Regions from separate parts of the Homo sapiens genome. Here region 2 is linked to region 1. The links are chromatin loops, found by intact Hi-C in ENCODE. Cell type or tissue: chondrocyte. All regions are shown on one strand. Links, peaks and the distances in the headings refer to the core of each region. The heading gives the core; the rest is flanking DNA.

Region 1 (2,802 bases), core at 153-2,652:
TTTTTATCATCAAAGATTTAACCAAGGGATTGAGGAACTACAACCCATGAGCCAAATCCAACCTGCCTCCATATTTTGGAAATAAAGTTTGAACACTGACATAGCCATTTGTTTCTATATTATGTGTTAATGCTTTTACACTATAATAACATAGTTGAGTAGTTGCAGCACAGACCATATGGCCTGCAAAGCCTGTGATTTTTACTATTTGGTCCTTGCTGGAAACAACTTGCTGGCCCCTGACTTAACTGTTGTATGTAGACATTCCAATACACAGTTTTGTTAAAGACTTTACTGTATTACCAAGAGGAGATACGGAATCTTCTCTAAATGTGATAAGAGGAAACAGATTTTCCTCTTATCTGGAATGTTTTAAATCTCAGTGTGTCTGTGAACAGTGACATGATTTTCTAATTGTTTTTTAAAAAATCACAATTTAAATATTTCATGCTTAGAAGTGGAATCTTTTTAATCTACTTTTTGTCCTTATTAATCTTTTTTATGTTTCTACTAGTTCCACAAATGCATATATGCTGATCTATAGACTGAAGGATCCAGCCAGAAATGCAAGTATGTTTACCTACAGTTATTTGATTTTAATTTGTGTTATAAACTAATTTCTTTTGTAAGTTTGCAAACCCAGATAACTACTTTTAAATGATAGGATAATTAAGTTGTTTTATGCCTGGAAGAATTATTTACAAAGACTGTTACAAAATAATACCAAATGTTAAGGACCTTGAAAAAATGTTGTTGAATTATTTTTTAATATATGAAGAGACAAAACTACATTAAATAAATTGAATGTTTATTAGTAGTAAGATTATATTATGTGCAGTCTGATGTAGGGACGATAACATTTTTGGAATTATTGCTTTTAAAATATTGCAGTGTTTGTTTTTTCTTGCTAATTCTGACTCAGGCTGTATTACAAATATCTAGGGGGGTGTGTACAGATACATATACAGGTGATGTGTTTGCTCATAGTCTTTTCATAATTAAAAAAAATATAATCACAATCTTTGATTTCAGTATATTTCCTTTGTTTAGACACTACCGTTGCTATTAGTAAATCTGTTTCAAGCATTATGTTTTTATTCACATTTTTGTAAACCCTCATTAGATGGTGAATTCAATTGGTACAAGGCTTAGGACTTACTCATCTTTTCACATAAAGTATATTCTAGGATCTGTCATATAGTAATGTTCAATAATTTACTATGGAATTATTGAAAAAATAAATGGAAATTATAGTAAGTCATTTCAGAACAGAGATTTAAGAGCAGAAGTAATCATTTGTACTGTATTATAAAGAAACTACCCCAAAGAGTAAGCTGACCCAGGTCATAGCTATCTGGAAGCAGAGCCAGTATTGTAATTCATGTCCCTCACGTGGACCCAACCTTCCAATAGTGCAATAACTCAGCCTTCTTTTACTCCCCCAACTCTAGTTTTGTTATAAAGCACCAGAGGGCGCTGTATGACATGACATGGAATATTTTTTAAATTAGAGTTCTTTCCTAGAAACAACAGCTTTTACCTTTTACGGACACATGCTGTTTTTGATAAAATTTTTTTCCCCTTTTTAATGCCAAATAATCATTGGCTTTATTAAATGGTGTCATAATTTCATATTGTCCCTTTGAATGCTTTGAGTTACATATGAAGTTGTAATTATTAAGAAAAACTTTCGTAAAAATGATTATATGTGAGTCTATAGTAATGATTTTTTGCATATACTTTATTCTTTTAACTAATTGTTTAAAAGTAGCCTCACAAATTATATCAGGCTGTCCTCGCATTGCTATAAAGAAATACCCAAAACTGAGTAATTTATAAAGAAAGATTTAATTGTCTCACAGTTCTGCAGGCTTTGCAGGAAGCATGATGCTAGCATCTGCCCAGCTTCTGATGAAGCCTCAGGGAGCTTTCAGTCATGTCAGAAGGCAATATGGGAGCAGGCATTTCACATGGCAAAAGCAGGAGCAAGCAAGTTCCGGGGTTGGGGGAGGGGTGCCACACACTTTTAAATGACCAGAACTCATGAGAACTCAGTATGGCAAAGAAAGCACCAAGCCATGAGGCTTGACCCAGACATCTCCCACCAGGCCCCACCTCCAGTATTGGGGATTCCAATTCAACATGAGATTTGGGCGAGGACAGATGTCCAAACTATATCACATAATCATCACTTTTTGTATTCAAATGAATCTTGACCATATAGAGAGGGAGAAATCCAATAGATGAAGGTGTCAGTTTTATGACTCTGCATTCTTTGGTTAGGAAGCAGCTAAAGACTGCTTTGAGAACACAGGAAAGATAATAGTAAACAAATGGGTAGTACTCAGTAGCAGCAACAGCAGCAGTATTTATTAAGTTTTATTGTATCTCAGGTAGTAACTTTATGGGGTAGATGATATTAATAAGCTGAAGAGACCTACATTTGGAGAAGTAAACTTGCCCAAGGTCACACAGTTTGATGGGGATGGCATGATTTGAAGTCAGAAATTATTTTCAAGTTGCAGAGAGCTTTTTCATTCTAAAATATTAATCCACATACTGGAGTTGTTCTGGAGCCAAGAGCCATTTTGAATAAATACATGGCTCTTTAAGATATGGACCTAACCATGTGTCCCTGTTAACTGTCTCTTAACCCTTTTCTGGACGAAGCTTGTATTCCAAGTTGAGAGAAGGATGTAATGGAGATATATCTCCATGAGTGCTACAGTAGAAGTATATACCATGAGAGCATAGTGAAGCAGGATGAATAAAGGCAGCTCAGTTTCAGTGACACTGTCTTAT
Region 2 (2,802 bases), core at 155-2,654, 190 kb after region 1:
CCTTCAGGGCACTGCCCTCCGTTCACGGGAGGTGCACACTGCCAGACAGCTGCCATTCCCCTGGACTGAGGAGGGCTGTGGGGAACAGGGTGGGGGGCAGTAAGGCTGGGCCCCCAAAAAGACTTTGTCTGTATCCTGGCTTTTGACCCACAGCCTTCTTTGTGAAGGGAGTCTGCAAGCAAAATGTTGTCTTTGGTTTATCAGGAGGGCAGCCCTTTTTGGAACTCCTGGTTAGGGTCTTAGGATATGGGACATCTGTCACATTCTGCAGCTTGTACACCCAAGTGTGGCTGTCTGAGCTTTGGTGGCTCTTGACTCTGTGTAGCAAACAGCGTCTGCTTCACTTTCACCACCTCGCTGCGGGCTAAGCTCTTCACACGGATCTTCTCCTGACTCAAGGTCAATTTGAGGGGAATAAATAGGGCAGTCGAGGTGCTGAGCTCCTCTGGGGGCTACTGCTGGAGCAGGAGCAGGAGTTCCCTGTCTGTGTGTGAGGGAGGCAGCAAAGCTGGGATGGTGCAGGAACCCAGCTGACCACCTCCTCCAAAGAAAGCGCCTTTGGAAGAATTGGCTCTGTAGGAGTCAGCGGCTGTCAGAGCATTTGTACATCATCTGGAATGATGCTGATTCTCTCCTCTGCACAGCCTCACAATCACCTGAATATCCCCTTCAAGTGCATCCTGCCCTGGGTTTCCTGTGTGCACATTGAGTTTCCTTCTCTAGTTGAAGAGAGAGTTTGCAGAGGCTGGCAAACCTGGAGCTGGACTGAATGGCCTGGACAGGTGGAGCAGGTAGGGGGTTGGTTGCCTCCCAGCCCTCTGGCCATCGTGGCCACAGGGAGGTGGATAAAGGCTGAGCTCTGCTTCCGCCTGCTCCCGTGTTAAGCTGGCAGATGGGAGGCACCACAGCCTGGTGCATTTTCAGCTTTGACATTTGAGCGGGGCTGGCACCTGTTCTCTTCCATGTATGTCTCAGGGACACTTTTGCTTTATGTGATGGAATAAATTGTTCCCGCAAGCAGCAAATGTAATGAGTTTAGTGCTATTGATGGGAGGTATTGATGGGATTTGGGGTGGGGCACTGAAATGGGCTTGCTTTCTTTTTTCTCCTAGGATCAGTGCTACCCATATGAGAACAAGCTGATTTGTTCACTGATTGATAAATTGATTGCTCAGTGCATTCATTCTGTCAGCCAAGATTTTTGGAGTACTCTCAATTTGAAGCATGCTGTCACAGACAGACCATGGGTTTTCAGTCACTGTAAACACTGGACAAGCCACACACATACTATCTCTGAACCTTGGGTTTGTTCTCTGTAAAATGGGAGTGATGCTACTTACCTCACGGGGAGGTTGTGAGGATTAAATGGGGTAATGGGCGTAGCACACCTCTCATGGTGCCTGGCACATAGTGGCCTGCAGGTGGCCTCTTCCCCTCTGGCTCATTCCTGAATTGGCCCACAGGAGCCTTGGAGCACAGATGTGGGCAGGGTTCCTTGTTGCCGCAGGCCTCTCATTCGGTACTGGCCCCTAAGTGCCTTTTACCTTTAATAACTTTTAATTGTTTTTTAAAGACAAGAGTCTCACTCCGTCACCCAGGCTGCAGTGTAGTGCGATCCTGGCTCACTGCAACCTCTGCTTCCCAGGTTCAAGCAATTCTCCTGCCTCAGCCTCCCGAGTAGCTGGGATTACAGGCATGTGTCACCACGCCTGGCTAATTTTTGTATTTTTAGTAGAGACAAGGTTTCTCCATGTTGGCCAGGCTGATCTCAACCTCCTGACCTCAAGTGATCTGCCTGCCTCAGCTTCCCAAAGTGCTGGGATTACAGGAGTGAGCCACCGCGCCTGGCCTGCCTTTAATGACTTTTTAAAGGGAATGGCTCAGTCAAAGCACCTGTGTGTGCAGTGAAGAACGATGGGCCACCTTTCGCTTCCTGGTGAGAAGTTCTTCTCATAAACCTTGGAACTGCAGGTCTGGGAGAGCCTTATCATCAATCCCACTGGATGCTTGACTCCACAGTGGTGGTTTAGCCTGAGTTTATAGGTGGGAGGTGATCCATCCTGTCTTTGAACTCCTCCTTCCTGATGGCTTCCTATAGCTTCTGGCATTTGGTCCCAGTTCTTCCCCTTGGGTGCCATGGAGAGTAGGTCTAATCTGTCTACCACCCAATAGCTCTTCAGAAATTGTTTTTTTTTAATCAAATCTCTAACACCATCAACTGAAAGATATACCATTATTTCATGTACCCTCAAGAAAGAAAAAGAGCTGCCAATTAAACTGTGGCACAATGCTTTGCCATTGCTTAAAATTTTTATTCTATATTTTCTGAATTTTTTAAGATTTTAGACATACTTTTTTTATTTTATATCACTCTTGCATATATATAAAAGTAAATTGGTTAAGGCATTTCTAAAACTTCGCTTTCAGAATCTAACTCTTCTGAATCACTTTTTGACTGAGATTCATCAATGTCCATGGTTTTCTGACTCACTGTTCTCTTCTAGTCAGGTGGGGATGTATTTCTTCATCTCTCTTGTCCCTGGAATTTTTTCCAGCTGCTGACACCCATTATGTCAGTTCTGGTGTTTTCTTGATTTTACCAGAAGGCATCAATGAAAGTTTTTTTGTTAACAACCAGGACTCACATTCCTTCCTTAAATGGTCCTTAAAAGTATTGGCTCCTGAAATGTTTTAGATCATGGTTGTTCAGATATGCCACCAGGAATGAGTCAAATTTCCATATGTGAGGCGGTGACAGCTATGCCACAGCTGCATCCCGGGAGAGATCGTTAGGTTTCAGGG

The links. A loop is a pair of places that touch in the nucleus more often than their neighbours do. Peaks named below come from ENCODE experiments on the same cell type or tissue, not always from the same donor. Only the 100,000 strongest peaks of a DNase experiment are listed, where the experiment ranks them.
Region 2: it touches region 1 in a loop (2.1-fold over the local background); 4 of 110 quality-filtered maps call a loop at or near these places.

Annotation. Positions count from the first base shown.
Region 1 is chr11:11,930,182-11,932,983 of GRCh38, forward strand. USP47 (ubiquitin specific peptidase 47) reads left to right here. Exons shown (of 28, transcript NM_001282659.2): 14 at 515-570. Among named protein-coding and RNA genes, the nearest start is that of DKK3, 77 kb to the right of the region's middle. In chondrocyte, for the core only: CTCF peaks have their summits at 1,476 (motif pointing right) and 1,705; no DNase peak of the experiment used is centred there.
Region 2 is chr11:12,120,859-12,123,660 of GRCh38, forward strand. All of the region lies in intron 1 of MICAL2 (microtubule associated monooxygenase, calponin and LIM domain containing 2), which reads left to right. Among named protein-coding and RNA genes, the nearest start is that of MICAL2, 12 kb to the left of the region's middle. In chondrocyte, for the core only: CTCF peaks have their summits at 1,414 and 1,616; no DNase peak of the experiment used is centred there.